Linked DNA regions of Mus musculus: all the other regions are linked to region 2. A link is a loop called in an ENCODE intact Hi-C map of the cell type or tissue named here. Cell type or tissue: left cerebral cortex. All regions are shown on one strand. Region 1 has its middle 49 kb from the start of 2410004P03Rik. Region 2 has its middle 21 kb from the start of Kcnf1. Region 3 has its middle 73 kb from the start of 2410004P03Rik. Region 4 has its middle 23 kb from the start of 2410004P03Rik.

The links. Hi-C counts contacts between places; a loop is a spot of excess contacts. Peaks named below come from ENCODE experiments on the same cell type or tissue, not always from the same donor. Only the 100,000 strongest peaks of a DNase experiment are listed, where the experiment ranks them.
Region 1: it touches region 2 in a loop (2.0-fold over the local background); 3 of 42 quality-filtered maps call a loop at or near these places.
Region 3: a loop joins it to region 2, with 2.2 times the contacts of the local background. A loop is called at or near these places in 2 of 42 quality-filtered maps.
Region 4: it touches region 2 in a loop (3-fold over the local background); 2 of 42 quality-filtered maps call a loop at or near these places.

Annotation. Positions count from the first base shown.
Region 1 is chr12:17,058,489-17,063,488 of GRCm38, reverse strand. No RefSeq gene overlaps it. Among named protein-coding and RNA genes, the nearest start is that of 2410004P03Rik, 49 kb to the right of the region's middle. In left cerebral cortex, no CTCF peak of the experiment used is centred here; DNase peaks (open chromatin) are centred at 116, 996, 1,626 and 2,340; H3K27ac peaks cover 1,798 bases.
Region 2 is chr12:17,153,689-17,158,688 of GRCm38, reverse strand. No RefSeq gene overlaps it. Among named protein-coding and RNA genes, the nearest start is that of Kcnf1, 21 kb to the left of the region's middle. In left cerebral cortex, no CTCF peak of the experiment used is centred here; DNase peaks (open chromatin) are centred at 575, 933 and 2,703; H3K27ac peaks cover 1,091 bases.
Region 3 is chr12:17,081,964-17,086,963 of GRCm38, reverse strand. No RefSeq gene overlaps it. Among named protein-coding and RNA genes, the nearest start is that of 2410004P03Rik, 73 kb to the right of the region's middle. In left cerebral cortex, no CTCF peak of the experiment used is centred here; DNase peaks (open chromatin) are centred at 1,116 and 1,893; H3K27ac peaks cover 1,633 bases.
Region 4 is chr12:17,032,466-17,037,465 of GRCm38, reverse strand. No RefSeq gene overlaps it. Among named protein-coding and RNA genes, the nearest start is that of 2410004P03Rik, 23 kb to the right of the region's middle. In left cerebral cortex, CTCF peaks have their summits at 2,086 (motif pointing right) and 4,222 (motif pointing left); DNase peaks (open chromatin) are centred at 2,092, 3,239, 3,809, 4,195 and 1 more place; H3K27ac peaks cover 1,446 bases.

The sequences.
Region 1 (5,000 bases), 95 kb after region 2:
CCTACCCACACCAAGGCCAGCTGTGCCTCACTGCCTCTTCTCTGTTCCTCCTCTGCAGTCATTTCCCCTCCATCCTAAATGGTCACCGCCCCCATCACTGCCACTCCTCTCTGCATGGCCCACTTCCCTCCCCACTGAAGCCCTCCTCCAAACACAGCACACCTGTAGAATCCATAAGCCTCCAGCGCACTCCCTTTGCCTGTATGAAGAAGTCTGTGAGCAGATACCATGCCATGGGTGCCGACACTACCATATGGTCAGCTTTGCCCTTACATACTGCTCTGGATTCCAGATCATGTTCCTTATGGGTGGGGTGGGGCTAGAGGGATTAACACAGATCCAGGAGACATGCGCCCTGCCCCCATTCTGGACCACACCTCACAAATCACTGGCTTCCCCCGGTCTCATCCTTCCTAAATCTCATCCTACCCACACTTGCTGCTTAGCAGCCGCAAGTACTTAATGTGTGATGGTCTGTCCTCAGCTCCACCTCTTAAAAGGGACCACCCTTAAAAGGGCTAGTGTGTGCCCAAGGAAGCACATGCAAGGGGTGACCTGGCAGGTACAGGTCACTCATTCTGTAAAAAGAGCATCGAACAGGCCCAGGTTCCAATGAAGTCAGGGACCTGCAGGCATCGTTTGGCCACCTTTCCCCTGGAGTCCAGTGGAGACAGGCATGGCAGGGCCACCTTTCCTCTGGGTTCTAGCGGAGGCAGGGACCTGCAGGCATCGTTTGGCCACCTTTCCCCTGGAGTCCAGTGGAGACAGGCATGGCAGGGCCACCTTTCCTCTGGGTTCCAGCGGAGGCAGGGACCTGCAGGCATGGCGTGGCCACCTTTTCACAGATAGCCCCAAAGTACCTAAGAATCTAAAATCGAACCTGTCCCCTAAGGCCTCCTGTTCAGGCAGAAGGAGAATGGGTCGGTTAGCAGTTTGTGGGGTTGGCTGGAACCCTTCTTCATGAAGGCAGATGGTCCTGTGCTTGCTTGTGGCACATCCCACGCATCCAAGGCCTGGACAGCACTGGTGTAACCCATCCTGCGATGCTCCATCTGAACTTGGCTTTTGGGGCAGGTTTAGTGAAGGTCGTGGAGACATTTCCCAGAACAGACATTCCCCTTACAGAAAGCTCTTTGGTAACCATCCCCAGGGCTGCAAAGTCCCATAGACAGTGGGGTGCCTTCCAGTCCAGCATCTGTTTGACATAATATCTGCTGTATTATTATTATTTTCCCCCCAGCTTTTGACTGGGTCTCTGCCATGTAGCTCGAGCGGTCTTTAAACTTGGAGTCCTGGTATTTCTCTGCCTGCTAAGTGCTGGAATTACTGGCATGTGCCACTACACCAGGCTACATAAACAAGTTCTGTTTGAAAATTGGCTCCTCATAGCACTGGTATTTCTCTTTCCCAAACGATAATGGGATGCTTGTTAATAAGATCCAAGGAGTGCCTCCTCACAGAGCAATGGAGATGGAGTGATTGGCCATCTTTATTGAGTATACCTCCTAAGCACGGGGCCAGGGCAGGCACAAGGCTTTGTGTCTGTTAGAATTCCAAGCTGTTGTTGCTCTCATTTCCAGGTGATGCTAAGAGACAGTGGGAACCACTGGGGGGAGGAGTTGGGTATCCCAAACCACAGATGGGCACAGATTTCAATTTGGTAGGCAATCACTACACGCCCGTCTCTTGCTGAGTGCTTTTATATGTGATTTTCTCTGCTACCGCTGGCTATGCTGTGAGATAGAATGATATGTGCTTTCCAGTAGATGAGAAAGTTGGATACAAGAAGGTGGGTGACTTATTTAAGTGTCGATGGGGAATATGAAGCTAAATTGGGGACATCTGGCTCTTAAGCCTAACGAAGCCCCTGCCAGACAGACTGGAGCAACGTTTCTATGCTCAGAGGGCTTGGCTCAGCCTGCTCTTCAGAGCACTCGGTGTGTAGGGGTCAGTTGAGTGCCTGTGCAGGTGCCACAGGCCCTATAAATGCTGTTGAGTGTGCAGAGAGACTCAGGTGCCCCATCAGCTGTGGGATCGGGGCTGACAGAGAAAGCCTGAGGCATTTCTAAAGATGCTAGTTTCTGAGTAATAATAGGCAATTATCAAAGGAAAAACTGCTCTGCTCCATTAACAGCAGGCTGCTTAATGCAGGGTCATAAAATGCTTTTACAGCTTCTGAGCAAACTCGCAAGTTCTGCCTTTGAAAAAAGAATCCCCCACCAAGTGTTCAGCCTCCCAGCAGTCCCCAAAGATTTTTTTTAACCATTAATTCTTTAGATATAACTGCATCTGCTTGTTTTCCGTAGTTTCTTCAAGAAAACTGGTACACGAAGACCGTCTGTTCAAAGACAACTTTAGAAATGAAATCTGCTGTGGAAATCGCTATGATCCACCCCCTAAATGGCCTCTGTTTCTGGTGGAAAGAACTCAGAATCGCTCATCTTCTTTCTTGTCTCATCTGCTCCCAAATGCTAAAGCCTTAAGAGACCTGGGGTCCTGCCTGGCTGGAGGGGGAGGGGAGAGGCAGGAATGGGGTGCAGGACTCATCACCCTGCAAATCTCATCACCCTGCTTGATAAGCACCCAAAACAGCTCTCCATCACTAATGGAGACAAGTAAGAACAAAGTAAAACGGCATATATATATGTGTGTGTGTGTGTGTGTGTGTGTGTGTGTGTGTGTGTACTAATGAAATCCAGTATTTCATATGCTAACTTACATTTTTAAGAAGAGATGGGGTGGGGGGAATAGGGAAATGGCTTAACTGATAAGGGCATTTGACACCAAGCTTGACAACCTGAGTTCGATCCCCAAACCCAACTAATGGAGAGAACCTTTTCTTGCAAATTGTCCTCCACCCTCCACCCTCGGGTTGTGTGTGAATACACATGCATGCATACAGGGCTAACTATGCTCCCAAGCTGCCAGGACCTTCTTTTGTCTTGTTTTGATTGGTTGGGATTTTTTTTTTTTTTTTGGACAAAGGCTGACTATGTAGTCATGGCTAGTTCAGACTCCAGCTCTGGAGAGTCTGTCTCCATTGCTGCCACCACCACCCCACCCCACCCCTGCACTGGGGTTACACATGCACCTCACAGTGTCGGGCTTTTACATGGGAGCTAGGGTTTCAGACTCAGACTCTCATACTAAAGTGACAGGCACTTTATTGACAGAGCCATCTCCTCAGCTGCCAGACCCTTCTTGAAAGGCAGTCTGAGCAGCATATGTCTGTGTCAGCTACAATGTCCAAAATGTAAGAGAAAAAAAGAAAAAGAAAATCACTCTGGAGAGAACAGACAAAATTTTGAACAAATAGTAGTCTGTCATGTGTTCCTCCACAGTGATGAGACACTAATTCTTTTTTTTTCCATTTTTTATTAGGTATTTAGCTCATTTACATTTCCAATGCTATACCAAAAGTCCCCCATACCCACCCACCCCCACTCCCCTACCCACCCACTCCCCCTTTTTGGCCCTGGCGTTCCCCTGTACTGGGGCATATAAAGTTTGCGTGTCCAATGGGCCTCTCTTTCCAGTGATGGCCGACTAGGCCATCTTTTGATACATATGCAGCTGGAGTCAAGAGCTCCGGGGTACTGGTTAGTTCATAATGTTGTTCCACCTATAGGGTTGCAGATCCCTTTAGCTCCTTGGGTACTTTCTCTAGCTCCTCCATTGGGAGCCCTGTGATCCATCCATTAGCTGACTGTGAGCATCCACTTCTGTGTTTGCTAGGCCCCAGCATAGTCTCACAAGAGACACCTACATCTGGGTCCTTTCGATAAAATCTTGCTAGTGTATGCAATGGTGTCAGCGTTTGGATGCTGATTATGGGGTGGATCCCTGGATATGGCAGTCTCTACATGGTCCATCCTTTCATCTCAGCTCCAAACTGAGACACTAATTCTTCACAGGCTGGAGAGGAACATGATGACAGGATCCTAGAATCCGATCCCAGCTCGTGTTAGTGCACGAAATCACAGACCCAGGCCTAAACCAGAGGAATTAAACTAGACACCCATGTGTAGTAGAAAATAAAGCCAGCATTTGAAGTCTCTAGTGAAAAGGTCAGCTTCTTTTAAAATAATATCCCTTTGTACTTTGACAATTTTGTATATGTAAACAATGTATCTTGGTAGTATCCATCCCTCACCTTCCTGTCTCCACTCCATCTGACACTCCCAAATACCAAATACGTAAGATCAACTTTTAAAAAAATATACGCTTATGAGGTTCTCCTGTATGCATGCATTCTTAGTTCCTACAGAACCCAAAAGACAAAGTAGGATCCCAGGAATAAGTTGTTACTGCTGGTTGTAAATGGCCATGTGGATGCTGGGAATTGAAGCCAGGACCTTTACAAGAACAGCAAGTGCTCTTAACCACGGAGCCACCTCTCCAGTCCCAAGAACAGCTTTTTAAAAAGTGAAATGATTATATATGCATAAACATTAGACTAATACAAGACTGGGTTCACTTCTCCAAAATATATATACACACAAAAGTCTTCATAGAACAAAACATAGGTAAAGTCCAAACCTGGAAGCTTTCTTAGCAATGCCTCAGCCTTGTGAGGTGCGCACACCCATAATCCCCACAGTTGAGAGGCTGAGGCAGTGTAGTAGAGTCAAGAGTAGCCTGGGCTATATAGTGCGAGCTTGTCAGGAAGAAAATCACAAAATGCCAACTGTGTGAGGTGGCAGCAAACAGTGGGCGTGGCACAAGGAAGTGGAAGCTCAGAGAACTTGTCTTGAACTACAAACACAAACCAGAGAAAAAGAATAGGACGTGCCCTGAGATTTAAACTCCCAAAGCCCGTCCCTGGTGACGCACTTCCTTCAGTAACGCTGCACCGCCGAAAACTCCCCAAAGAGGATAACCAAGTGTTCAAATATCTGAGCCTGTGGGCAACATTTCTCACTCAAACGGTCGCACAAACAACAGAAAAGCAGTAGCTCAAAATCCAGAAAAAAAAAATGAATGAAAGATTAACTCAAGTA
Region 2 (5,000 bases):
ACCTGGGATTACCTGTGCCACTGGCCCACCTCTGGGATGGTAGAATGGCAGGAGTGGCGGGTGGTGCTAACCTTGATAGAGTGCCACTGTACTAGGCACATGCCTGGGTGAAGGGCTGGAGTTGGGAGTCTCTGAGGAGCACATCAGTACTTGCTGCTCCTCACAGCCCGTGCTTACTGTTGGCAGTGGAGCTCACATAGACCAGATGCCCTGGAGAGCTTACCAGGTCAGCTCCAGGGTTCTGGGGTAGATGTGGCCAAGCTTCAAATCTGAACAGAGTGCCAGACCATAGACTCTCCAGGTCTCCCCCATGCTACTATTGTATGCAGCTCTTAGTCATCCCTGGAGCAAGTTCAGACCCATCGAGAACATTTTATACCATACAATCACTAAATGAATTATTTCATATGTTAGACTGGTGTTACCATAGCCAAGTCCTTGAGTTAGGGAAATTTATATAGAGGAGGTGTATTTACTTCACAATTCTGGACATGCATGAACTTAGCACTGGTATCCATTCAGCATCAGTCAGGGGCTTCCTGTTTCATCACAACGTGCTGGATGACATCATATGTGGGTGGAAGAGACAGATGAGCACACTAGTTTGGCTCCTCTTCCTCTTCTTATAAAATCACTTAAGTCATCAAGGGATCTTCAGTAGAATGTTAATGAATCCTAATTGCTTCCCAATACAATTAACAATTGGGGACTGCGTCTGCAACACATGTGTTCCAGGGGAAAGCCTTTAAGCCATGGCTTTGCTTCACTCTTGGCCAGGGAGTTGTTCTGTTCCAGGTTGCACCCTATGCTAAATTCAGGGATCCTGAGACTTGTCCTGGCTGCATCCCACAATCCTCTAGTGGGCGGCCATTCTGAGAGTAGACATTACCACCTCACTGCTGCAGATGAAGAGTCGAGCTCTGGCGGGGAGGAATCCGCTTCAGTCTAACACCTCAAGACGGCAGAGCTCCAGGAGGGCTCTGGAGAGCAGTCTCTCAGATGCTGCAGATCTGGCTCTGCAGATGTTACTGCTGACACGTGTGCACGCGCCTGTGCGCGCGTGTGCGCGCACGCGCACACACACACACACACACACACACACACACACACACACACACACACTCCAGAGGAACAGAATTGATAGAATGGATTACTTTGACATGCACAGCTTTGGGGATGATCTGACTGGGACAAAGGAGAATGGAAAAAGGACAGACACATGTACAACTGGGATGGGTTGGACCACGTGTTTGGATGGAGACACTCCAGCATTCTGAAAATGACACATTTATTAAATACAGCAGAACGAGGAGGCAAGTTTATCGTATGCAGCTGACCTAGGAGACAAGTTTGCTAATTGTGCTAGTGGGTCTTTGTAGGGGAGCAAGTCTCCGCTGCAGTCATCCTGGAGGAGGAAGGTGTGGTTAGTACATTCTGCACATACTGTTGGCATCTATACTCAGACTAGGGGGAAGTCTTTCCATTCCCATGAGTACAAGGCATTATGATCCTTGACAGGGCATTGTTCATGTCAACAATACACATTTACACAGGACTGTGTCTGCTCCCACATGACTATATACTATACAGGAGAGTTATTAGATTGGCTTTGCTATAAGGCTGGATAGTGCAGCAATGCCTATCTGCACAATGGAGAGGCTGAGAACTGTTCACCTCAAGGGTTGGATGTCCCCAGGTGGGCCTGAAGACCTACTGGAGTGCTAGAGAACCATTGGCCTTCAGGATAAAGGCCAGGATGAAGATGTTGCATTCAGAGGCAGCAGTGGTGGCCAGTGGTGGTGGCAGCAGTGGGAGGCAGCAACAACAAGGTAGATGCACTCACAGACCTATCTAGATTGTGACTCTTGGTTCCAGATTCATTTAAATTGACTCTCCCTATTAGCCAGCACAGGTCCTGTTTCCTTCTATCTGGTGCCACACTGGACTGGAGGGACTAGCCAAAGTTCCTGCTATGCTCTCTTCAGGAGTCAGGAGCTGGCTGGAATGCTTGTTAGAGGGACACTCTTACTACTTCCAGGCTCGGAAGCACCATGTGTCCATATCTGTCCTGGGGAGGAGTAAAACAGAGGAGTGGAGGAGGGTGAGGGGCTGTAGGCTATCGCCCTTAAATCCCTGCTTTTCCCCTTTGGATAGAAATGACCAAGACTCACTAGTTTCTCAAGAGCCCTCAAATTCCCTGCTCGTGATGGGGCAGCCCTTTGTCTTGGGGTGCCTCTATCACCCATGAAGCTCACTACTCCTCCCCACTCAGGCTTTTCTCTGTGAATGATGGGCCTTGCTTTGCAAACATGGGAATCACATTTCAGAATCTGTTTTTGCTAAATCAACTTGTAGGTGATTCTGAACTGCCACTCACCAATGGGCATTCCTTGCTAGGGTTTCCTGGCCTACTCTAGAACAGGACAAAGATCCCAGGACCTTCTAGAAAGATTGTAATTAAATTCACTTAGTGTGTAAAACAAGCCTTGGCCATATTCTAAGTAAATTCAGTGACGTTTAGCACATTCACAGTGTTGCTCAATACATGTGTCTGTGTTTAAGACATTTTGATAATCCCCAAGGAAATACCTTCCCATGGAGCAGGCACTGTCTGGCCTACCTACCAAAGCCCCAGCAATTGACAATCTGCTTTCTGTCTACTTGTTGGTCAGCTTCCTGTTACCATGACAACCATCTGAGATCATCATCTTACAAGGAGAGATGGTTTATTTTAGCCCACAGTTTGGGAGCATCCAGCCTGTGATTGGTTGGCTTTGTTGCTTTTAGACTTATGGTGGCACATCATGGCTGAAAACCCATTCTCCTCACAGCTTGGATGCAACAGAGAGAGGAAGGAGAAGATGAGTCCCATTATCCTGTTGAGACCACACTCCCAGTGACCTAGGGGAGTTCTATGAGGCTCTACCTTTTCAAGGTACCACTACCTTCTCATAGTTCCAGATGGGACCACACTTTAACACAGGTCCTCTGGGTGATATTCTAGACCCCAGCTATTATAGTCTGAGAACTTACCTATTCCAGAAGCTTCCTGTAAATGGAGTTCCATAGTATGTGACCTTTGGTGTCTGGCTTTTACTTAGCATCATGTTTTGGTAGCTCGTCCACATTTCCGCATGTGTTGGCAGTCGGTTCATTTTCCTGGTCGACTATTACTCCATCTTATGGATGTAGCACATTTGCTTACCTGTTCACCTGGCAACAGAATGGGCCTCACAGGTCTGGGGACTCTCTCCAAGACAGCTCACTGAGAAGATCCTTCGCTCTCACACTGGTTTACACCAGTTAACAGCCGAGCCCTTGCACTGCTGTGTTCCAGCTGCTGCCTCTGGGAAACTGAAAACCAGTGCTGATACCTGGTTATAGAATGTGGATCCCTCTTGCCTGTGCGAACCATGTAGCCTTGTGGGGGAAACCTGATCTTTCTGTCCATTGGTCCCCCTGTGCCTCTCGAAGATATTGTTCATCCTATGGGGGAAAAGGTGACCCCCACACCCTGACTGAAAGGGATGGAACGGAGCCTGTAGGGGTTAAATGAGAATGACACCCCTCCCCCCTCCCCCAGCCCTCCAGAGGCTCACTGATTTGAATGCATGGTCAACAAGAAGAAGTACTATTACAAAGGACTAAGAGGTGTGGCCTTGTTGGAGTAGGTGTGGTCTTAGGAGAAGTGTGTTACTGCGTGCGGGCTTTGAGGTTCAAACGCCCAAGCCAGGCCTCATGGCTCTTTCTTTCTACTGCCTGTGGATCTGGATATAGAACTCTGAGATACTCTCCAGAACTGTACTGCCTGCATGCTGCCTTGCCTCCCACCATGATGATAACGGACTAAACCTCTGAAACCGTAAGCCAGCCTCAATTAAATCTTTTCCTTAGTAAGAGTTGCCATGGTCTTCATAGCAACAAAACCCTAACTAAGACAGAGCTGTTCCAGTTGCTGCTTCTTCCAACCTTGGACCCACACAGGGTCTAGGGATGCTGAGGGGAAGAGAGAGCTGAGCAGTGAGCTCGCTCTCATCATCACAGTGTCTGTCAACACTTTGCTCCACCTCAGCATCCCAGTGCTGGGGAGGCCTCGCTTTCCATGTCCCCTGAAGTCCTAGGAGGGAACAGGCAGGAATCTACAGCCTCAGTGATGGGAGACTGAGGTTTTCAGTCAGGAGTGAGATCAAAAGTCCTAGGGACTATCAGTTCCCCACACATCCTTTCTGGAGCCCAAGACAGAGTACCCAGTACATTCCAGCCCGCTGCCACCTTTCTCCACCTATGGTCTCCTTCTCTGGTGCTTTTTGCCATCTCTGAATCATAGAAACAGCCTACCAGGCTCTCTGCCCTATGGTGAAGCAAAACTTGAGGAAATCCACCCCACCCCCAACCCAGGCATTCTGTCCAACCAGGTGGCCTCTACCTGGGCTAAATGGTTTCCTCCACTTGCAGCAAGGACTTGAGGGCTCCTCAGGCTGTTGAAGCCCCTGACTTGTAGGACCCTGAGCCGCAGTCCCCTTGATTTGTAGAATTCCTCCCAGCAGCTGCTGCCTGGAGCAGAGCCTTAGTCAGGGTCAGGTAGATAAGAGATGGCTTATGTGAAGTAGGGAATTGGAGAGGGTTACAAAGAAAATACTTGCAGAGTATGGGCAGGAAGTGGGGAGCCCCTCTGCTTCAGTCTCCTGGGCTTGAGAAGTAGTGAAGTACAAGTTCCCAGGACCTGCACCCAGGGAGGCTACCTGACCCCTACCCTTACCAACCCCTAATGCAAGGATGTGGCTGGGGTGACCTGAGTGAGTATTTGGGGATGAACACTCATTTCTCCTACAACTCATAATTTCTGGACCGGTGGGGACTGCCCAGTGGCCAGGGCACAGTGGCCACTGAAACAGGACAGACAGCTGCTTCCCAGGTAGAACCAGGGTCAAGAAAAGCCAAGGGACATTCGGATTTGCATTCAAGGGTGACACTTACAGAAGCCGGTCCTCCAGGACCCC
Region 3 (5,000 bases), 72 kb after region 2:
TTGGTAATTCATTGTCAGAAGATGGTTTCCTTCTTTCCCAGGCCCGTGACCAACCTGTCACAGAAACTTCTGAGTTCCTCTGTGGCTGGAGCCATCATCCTGGGCAAACATCGTCACGTGTGGTTCAGTATGGGCCTATGACGGACTGGAGAGTGTTAAATGTGTAAGCTGCTTTATGGATAGGGTAGGGTTAAGATTAAGGCTTTTAGATGGTTTGTCAAGTAAAGTCACTTGCCAGTCCAGCCACACTAAGCCTGGCAGCCTGAGTTCCATCCTGGGTCCCACATAGGGAAAGAAGACAGCCAACTCCCTCAGTTGTCATATGACCCCCCCCACTCCATGCACAAACACATATACAGGCTGTGTCGTACATGGATTTCACACATGCACACTTGTCCGCTTCAGCAGACAATCAGCATTCTGCACGCAGGCCCAGCAGCCGCTGACCTGCGGCTTACCTCATTCAACAGACTGACACAAAATGAAGGCAATGCCAAACCTGTTCATCCAGTCACCCATGGGGCATCTAGGTCAAGCGGCCTTACAGTCCCAGAAAGGAACTTTGACAACTGTAGTCGAAATGTACCCAGTGGAAGCATTCCCACAGCAAAGCTTCTGGGAGACTAATGATGTATTACCCAGCTATATGGCCCCTTCAGCGAAATTGCAGCAAGTGAAGCTAGAGAGGGTTTGGACCTTGGTAACACGGGGAGCCCAAGAGTCTCAGGACTTCTCCCGCCTTGAGTAGAATACAGAGCTTCAGCACGGAAGAAGAGAAATAACGCAGACAGGTGAAAAGCGCTGTGAACGCCACAGAGCTTTCCTGTTCTTGCTAGGCTTCTATTACTGTGTTAAAACACCCTGACTCAAAGGCATTTGGCAGGTGTATGTGTGTTTACATATGTTGGCTTACATATCCCAGGTCACAGTCCATTGAGGGAGGAAGCCAAGATAGGACCCTGGATGTGGAACTGAAGCAGAGGCCATGGAGGGGTGTTGCTTACTGGCTTGCTCTCCATGGCTTGTTCAGCCTGCTTTCTTAGACCATCCAGCATCACTTGCCCAGGGGCAACCACACCCACAGTGGGCTGGGCCCTCCCACAGCAATCAGTTATCAAGGAAATGCCCCCCAGAGTTGCCTACAGACCAATCTGGTAGAGGCAATTCCTTAACTGACACTTCCTCTTCCCAGGTGACTCTAGCTTGAATCAAATCAACAAAGCACCAATCCACACACCAAGCTCATACTGTGCTGAGCCCTGGGCAGCCTGCTCAGGCCTGTGTGCTCTGCAGTTTGGGCAAGAGAGAGAAGACACTTAAGTTATTTGCTGTAACAGGCAGAAAGAGGGGGGGTGACAGCAGGAGAATTGTCCAAAGAGGAAAGAAAAGAACAAGAAGGAAGGGCAGGACAAACATTAAGGTCATGACTGCCCAAACTACAGCAAGGGCAGAGACTGCCACAGGACAGCCAGTGTGCTAAGAGCCTCCCATCCCTCAGCCTCCATCTTCAGGATGCTGTGATCAATTGCACAAGCAGGGTTGACTGTCCCAACGTGGACGGAGGCTAAGACTCAGGGAGGTGACTCATTAGAGCTGCACAGCAAGACAGCCACAGAGCCATGACTCAAACAACCGTCCCCTCCTCTGTCCTGGGCCATTCTCTCTTAGAAAGTGAATGTGCCAAGCACCTGATATGTCACACGAAGCAACACGAGGTCTCAGAATCAATAAAGACATCCCTCCCCTCTGGGAAATGGTATCTATACATTTAAATTGGCTGTCTTCATAATCAGACGAAGGGCATTTTATTTTAATGTAACAGCTGAGAGGCAAAATCAGGTCCCGTTTCAAGTACCACTAAAATCTGCTGTGTGGGTAGGCTCTCAATGTGGAAATGAGGCACCCTTAACAGCCGCCCACACAGCCGCCTAATCTTCACTCAAGAGGCGCTATTGAAAAAAAAAAAAGTGACTCAAAATCACCAGCAACTTTGAATTTAACTTCTGAAACCTTCAGTTGATAGAGCAGGAAATGAGCCAAGAAAAAGAGCAACCCCCCCCCCAACAGAGCGGCCTGGAACTCCAGCCTTGTCCACAAGACACCTGTCACCATCTGCCAGGACCGTCACAGGCACACAAAAACATCTGACCATTCAAGACAGCTTGTCACATGCCACTCATGGAGCCGCCAGAGGGGTCCTGGAGAGGAGAGGTGGTACTCTGGTGGTGCTCTGCATTGTTCAGAGATCAGGAGGGAGTTGGGGAGGGAGTTGATACTTCCTGTTTCTACCACAGCACCCCTGTCTACCTTGTGATCTCCTGCTGGGTCACTAGAACATTTGCAGCCTGACCTTCTGCTTCCACGGACCCTGCCAAGCTTCATAGTCCTGGGGTGTTGTCCCTGGAACAGGAGTTGGGCACTGGGGCTCCCTTTATCCCAGCTCCTGGTCCCTGTAAGGTGTCCTCTGTGGGCCTGGCCCCTCTCCTTCATCCTATAGCCCATCTCAGGGATCCATGGCACAAAAGCCTCACAGATGTCCTGGGGTCACTTAAAAAAAGACCCATGGAAAGGTTATATCAATGTCCAAGGCTGATCTATCTTTGGGGGAAGGGGAGTTTGAGGGGGAGCAGCATGGTTTTGAGACAGGGTTTCTCTATGTAGTCCTAGCTGTCCTGAAACTCTCTGTGTAAACCAGGCTGGCCTTGAACTCAGAGATCAGCCTGCCTCTGCCTCTGCCTCTGCCTCTCTGCCTCTGCCTCTCTGCCTCTCTGCCTCTCTGCCTCTCTGCCTCTCTGCCTCTGCCTCTGCCTCTGCCTCTGCCTCTGCCTCTGCCTCTGCCTCTGCCTCTGCCTCTGCCTCTGCCTCTGCCTCTCTGCCTCTCTGCCTCTCTGCCTCTCTGCCTCTGCCTCTCTGCCTCTGCCTCTCTGCCTCTGCCTCTCTGCCTCTGCCTCTCTGCCTCTGCCTCTCTGCCTCTGCCTCTCTGCCTCTGCCTCTCTGCCTCTGCCTCTCTGCCTCTGCCTCTCTGCCTCTGCCTCTGCCTCTGCCTCTGCCTCTGCCTCTGCCTCTGCCTCTGCCTCTGCCTCTCTGCCTCTCTGCCTCTCTGCCTCTCTGCCTCTCTGCCTCTCTGCCTCTGCCTCTCTGCCTCTGCCTCTCTGCCTCTGCCTCTCTGCCTCTGCCTCTCTGCCTCTGCCTCTCTGCCTCTGCCTCTGCCTCTGCCTCTGCCTCTGCCTCTGCCTCTGCCTCTGCCTCTGCCTCTGCCTCTGCCTCTGCCTCTGCCTCTGCCTCTGCCTCTGCCTCTGCCTCCCAAGTGCTGGGACTAAAGATGCGTGCCACTATGCCTGACAGCCTATCTATCTTAAACAAAGCTTACAACTTGCTGAACCACAGAGGACCCTCCCCTGAGCTTTGTCAGTATGTAGCTGCATGTATGCCGTATTTCACATCTCCACTGTTCTATGGGATGACTATGGAGAAGATGACTCCAGAAAAGAGCACAAGGATGCAAACATGCTTACATGCAAGTGGCTGGGCAGCAGCCCCAAACTGGGGTGCTGTCCTTAAAGAGGTAAAACGTATGCAGCAAATGGGGCACAGAGCCACAGAGGTAGAAGACATTTCTGGACCCAGGATTTTCATATGAGCTGTCAACAGGACCAGAGGGAACATTTTAATACCTGCTTTGGGATCACAGAACCATCTGAAGGGCCCTTGGCTTAAACACCTGGTGTAGTTGTATCCCCTCAGCCACACTCTGTTCACACATCTTCAGCTTCAAGAGGCCTGGGTTTGAATAGGACCAGCTGCTTTTTTAAAATTTTCTTCCAACATCCATGAAAGGTTGGATATGTGAGGGGAAGAAGGAGGGAAGTGGGGTGGGATGGACAAAGGAAGGACAGATTTACAAAGCGCAGGTAATCAAGGGGGATATGGCATGTGTGTGTGCACACACATGTGCACAAGCCATGGTTGATGTCAGCTGTCTCCAATTGCTCTCTAGCTTCCTTTATTTTGCAGAGTCTCTAACTTAACCTGGAGCTTACCAATTCCCCTAGACTGGATCTGCTAGTCTCTACCAAATGCTGGGACTACAGGTTGGCATCACTCTGGGCTTTTCGGAGGGGGCGAGGCTATGGGAATCCAAGCTCAGATCTTTGTGCTTGCAGGGCAAACACCATACCCACAATCTACCCAGACCAAGAGTGATATTTTTGGAATTCCATGACCCCCCTCCACCTTTCTTCCCTCTCCAGTCCTCCAGCTTTGGTCCCCAAAATCTCCGTGTATCTATCATTGTTCCTCTGCTATTGAGTCCCAGACACCAGAAAACACAACACCCAACTCCTGCCATCTCCTTCCCTCCTTTTCTAGAACTTTGTAGTTACAAATCATTTGTGCTTGCTTAATGTTGTATCTTTGAAAATTCAAAGGTCTCTGACTCTTGCCTTCATAGGCTACACAAAATAACTGTTTTTCATTATAGGTGATAAGTGAACTCTTTCTCGCACCCCTGTGCACCCCCTGTCCCCTTATTACTTTGCATTTGTCAGGTCTTAGAACACCCAACTTTGTTTTGTATCTAGAACTCACGTTAATTAAATCCCAAATTAACAACTTAATTGCCTGAAGATTAATTTTTAAAATGAAAGCCGATCGAGTTTGTATGATCATTATGTAAGTATCTTTTCCTGCAAAGCATTGCAATTTGCTCCATGGGGAAGAACACATAATTGCATGTTATTAGCAGCTTCCCCTAAACAAGTGGGGGGCACTGCTGGGGGGGTCTACCATCCCACCTTTCATGTTTGCTGTCACCTGGGAGGTCTCCATCCATCTTCTGAAAGGCATCAGGGAACTTACAAGGAGGGAATCAGGTTTTAAAGACACACTACTCTGTCATAGCAGCCGGTAATTTCATGTTGACTTCTGAACCCTCTCAAGACTGGAAGCTATGTTTTGATGTTCTGGGTTTTATCCTGTGGTCAAATGCAATGCTGGGGACC
Region 4 (5,000 bases), 120 kb after region 2:
AAAGGTAGCTAACACGGGACATTGGTGCCAAGACGTGGGATCGTTGCCATGGGAAACCTGCTAGTGTAGAATGCAGGCGAGTTTAGAGCTTCAGACCAGGGAAGCAGAGCTTGATCGGCCGTTCTCAAAGCACTGACATGACGTCATCACAGGGTCTAAGAATTCACCCTCCAAAATTAAAAAGGTATGTCTGAGAAAGGTATGGTAGCACGTGCGGGTAATACCAAGGCTTGAGAAGGGGAAGCAGGAGGATCTGAAGTTCAGGGTCACCCTCAGCGACACAATGAGGAGTGACTGCTAAACAGCACAGTGTTCCTTCCGCTCTGAAGTTAAACAGCAGTGCCGGTCACTGGCTTTATAAATCTCCCGCCAACCACAGTTCTTATGGGCAGGTCTGTGGCTCACATATTATGGCTCTTTTTTCCCTTGAAGCCTGTGTGGCTAGACCTGGAATCTCCCACAGTGGAGTGGAGCCCAGAGGAAGAAGAATGTGATTACCGTGTGCTTCAAGCCGCAGGCGAACGAGGACCACACCATCTCTAAACTGAGTCTGGGAGAAAGGATGAAACGCAGAGAGATGCAGCGAACTGGAGCAATTCAGCAGGTGACAGTATGTCACAGGACGAACTGGAGCAATTCAGCAGGTGACAGTATGTCACAGGAGTCGGAGACCGAGGATAGAGCTTACAGCTTCCACCCAGCAGCGCCCAGGGGAACCGTCAGGCATGTGGAATGTCACACACTGTATAACGAGAGGTTTCCTGACCAAGCCCTAAGGAAGCCACAGTTGACTGCATCCTGCTTGGGATGTGCTTAGAAGAGACCACCCCTAAAAGGAGCCCGATAGTGAAAGGCCATGCTGAAACCAGTCATCCCTGTGATATTATTTATTATTATTGTTATTATTATTGTTATTATTATTATTAATCCTGATGGAGTCAATTCGTTTTCATGGAGTTTTTAGTCCACTCGCTGCTTCCTGGGTTAGCCATCTGAATCAATTAGCAGTTGTTAATTGCCTGCTGAGCACCAGACACCGTGTTTCCGAATCCATCCACTCAATATTCATCGCCCTGGGGTCCAATAAAGAGGCTTCCCACAGGCTGAGGTACTCAGGAATCCCAAGCAGGCAAACATAGGCCCCAAAGTACATGGGTCATTGTCAAGAAGTAACCCTTCCCCTCAGGACTGATGCTTAAATACCCCTTGCCAGTCACAAATCGAGATAGCAAGGACAGGTATATTATACCCTTGTCATAGCCAACCTGGCCCCCAAGTAAGGAGTGCCAGCCACCTCCGGAATGCATGGGTGGGTTGGATTAGATGTCAAGTCAGGGATGAAGCCAATCCACAGGCGTCCCACTGAGGACCAATTGACCATGCCAGAGTCTGTGGCCAAGCTTCCCAGCTTTGTACTCTAAGATGTGGTTCCAAAAGCCTCCCTAGAGGGCACAGAGGGAGAAAGAGTCCCCCAGAGTGTCTGCACAAAGCACGCACGACCCTAGGCCTGAGCAGCAGCAGCCCAGAGTGGCACCCCTCTCAGCAGGAGAACAGGATGCATGAGTGGAGCCCGGGGGGTGGGGGGTGGGGGGTGGGGGGTGGGGGGGGGTGAGGACAGTTTGTCCCTGTGTCACCAGGACATCAGGATGTGAGGCTGGAAACAGTTCCTGGCTCCAGGATTCAGGACTTTAGACTTTCCCAGTCTGTCACGTTGAGCCTAGCATGGCATCCATCATCAGGTCACCTCCAGGTGCTGCTGTGGCTTTGGCAAGTCCTAGCACTATTTGTGATACAGCCACAGCCACAAGGGGTGTGTGTGTGGAGGGGGGGGGGTGTGTCTTCCTTGACTGTAGAGGTAGAGGCAGGAAGGTAAGTTCAAGTTCATCTTCATCTACATGGAGAGTTCAAGGCCAGCCTGGGCTATGTGAGACTCTGTTTCAAAATAAAATTTCTCTGGGAGTTAAGGAGAAAAACTTCTGGAAATTCCAGGATGAATACCCAGCCCCACCCAGGTCTCACAAAATAAAAGGCTTTCAGGACATAAGCATGTCTAACACATCTCTATCTGGAGGTTCTGTCCTGCAGGGGGTGCTGTCCATCCACAGAGCACAGGGCTGGTAGTTGAAGTCTCAGGGTACTCCAGATCTCTGCCTGTCACACGGGTGTTTCAGGACCACCCTTCCGGTGTGCTTTCTGTTAAAGATGGTCTTGAATGGCAGAGAGAATTCTTCAGCTCTCTCTAAACTGGGGTTTTAAAAAGCTCTTAGTGTGAACAATCTTCTTAGGTGAGTTGGGATAAGTCACCTCATGCCTGTGAGATCAACACTGCACCTCTCCAGTTGCTAATTGTGGCCACTGTGCCTTCAGTGAGGCTACAGCCTGTTTTACAACTCTTGTAGTCACTGAGGCCTGAGAACGCGGTGTTACAACAAGCTGGTGCCTGGGAACACGGAAGGCAGAAGAGCCGGGTATCTCCTCTTTGACTCTCCTGGGCTCCATGCTGGGGATTCCCCCAGATTGCCTATCTGTCACCTCAAATCCCCATGTATCCCCCAGAAGAGATACACAGAGTCCTATCACCCCTTGGGCAGAAGAGCTCAGGACCATGTGGCCTGTTCTCTTTCAGACATGCCAGTTTCTCCAGTTATGTTATCAAGAAAGCACAAAATCCTCAGGCTGGCTAGCTACCCCAAGGGCAGAGCAGGACAATGCTTTGAGATTGTCCCCAGCACTGAGTTAAAGGAGGTAGCAGGTCAAAGCATCACACGTCTAGATGTGAATTTGGAAGACAGTACGAAAAGGTACTTTCTGACATCACCAGGAACAACAGATATGCGAATGCTAATTATTTATTAAATGAATAGATTCACCCGGACCATGGGTGCCAGGGGACGACGCCAGCCTCTCTTACAATTGGGAGTATTCACTGGGCTCTAGGAAGTAAGCTCAGCCCTGGGCTATCTAATGGCATAGCCGCTCCATTTGAATCCCACCTACACCAAGGATCTTAAGACAATGCCTGTCCCTCACAGGTTAACCCCCAAGGACCATTCCCTTCGCAGCAACTTAACATGCAACCAGAGGCCCGGAATTAAAATGTCTCTCGTTTTCTTTAGCCACATGGAAACGCTAATTATAGCATTCAGTCTCCAATGCATATTTATTTTGTTCATTGCTAGCCTCAGCTTGTAATGAGGAGTTGGTGCATCCAAGTTTTCTCCAGCATATTCTGGGTCTGCAGGTGACTGAGGAAATGAAGGGTGTCCTCTGTTTCTATAATTATGTCATCGTGTTACAGTTAATGTGCATAGCCAGGACCATGGGAGACACGCAGAATGTACCGGGCCAGTCCACACCCTACAGGGAAGGTTCTTGCACAAAAGCACAGAAAGGGAGCAGCCAGCCCCTAGCCAGGTGTTGACCCTAGAGGAGCCGTTTCACTGCGGCCAGGGGACTCAAGGTACCTCTTTTGTGAGCTGGTTATCAGTCCTCCCAGCTGGACCGTACATACTTGCCAATGAGTGAAGTGTTCAGGGCAGACAAATGAGAGAATGAAAACCACCTTGGTTGACTTCGGGGCTGTCATTCCTAACAGCCCATCGCTTACAATGTAAGAGGACCCAGGGTGCTCACATCCCCGGTGGAGAGACCAAGGATTTGAATCTCTGCACCTTCCGTCTGAGGTCCAGCTGGAGCGTCTGAGGCGAGCCAGTCTGTCTGCCTTTCTGCCAAGTGCCGTGTGATCATGCTCACTGTCTGCTCTGCGGCTGCTGTGTGGTTATGTAGAGATGCAGTCCACATGGTTCTGCTGAGGGCCCCACAGACAGTGTGCTTCCGGTTTCTACCACACCCTCTCTGTTCTTCACTCAGCCAATCAGATATAGGGTCTTCTTAAAGCCACAAATAGCAACAATGGGTCTGTTTGGCCTTTTCTGCTGCTTCAAAGTACAAAGAGGCCCGCTTGCTACTGACTTCACAAATGGGCTTCATTTCTTCTCGGTGGACACTTATCGTCCCTCAACTAATGCTTGGTCGGTAATGGCGATAGCTTCATTTGTGCAGAGCCCCAATATATATATATATTATACACACACACACACACACACACACACACACACACACACAAGGCACAGAGAGGATCTGTAGCCTATGTATGAACTCAGGAATAGATTGCTGGTGCTCAGGATTCAATCACTGCTCAATAGCGCCACCTGCTGGGAAGGAAGTCCTCAACGCAAGAGTTTTTTTTGTTGTTAGAAGAGACTTTAAGATGAGAGAGAAAACTGAAGTTATTTGGAGTATCACAAAAATATCCAGAATAGCGTTTCTCAATATGCTTCCCAAGGCTCCCGTAGGTGCCGTGTTGGTGTGTCTAGAATTTTCTAGGAGAGAGTCAAAGCGTGTTTCCCTTTGACGCTAGAGAAAGAGTCAGCCTCTTGGTGACCCAGTGACCAGAGGATGACTTTCATTTTCAGGCCTGTGCTTCTGGGGTGAACTCCCTGGCACCAGTGGTAGATGAACAGATAACAGGCTATGTCCTCAAGGGACTCCTGGGGATGCAGAATGGGCCAGAGGAAACACAGCCTTAAAGAGTGAAAGATTAGGAGGGGTACCCTCGATAGCAGAAGAAAGGTCATGAGCCTTCCGGTCACATGGGTGGTATGGGAAGAAGGGTAGAGAGGCAGGCAGTACATGCAGGGAGCAATGGCAACCACATCCTTTGTGGTCCACGAAGTTTAGAAAGTTGAAAGCTGAGGCAAGAACCTGTCCTGATTCTTATTTGAGACTCTTGGAAAAGGGCGTCTGCCCTTCCCACCCCATCTCCATAGCCTGGCTCTCCATCACCATTAGGACCATGGTGCTTGGGAAACACACTGGGTCAGTGACTGGTCCTTAGAACCCGATGTGCTCCACAGGACATGGAGGTGTCCCTAGGTGGAGCCAGGAACAAGGAGCAGTGGAAAGCTTAACATGGGCACCTTTTCCAATAGCACTACCCA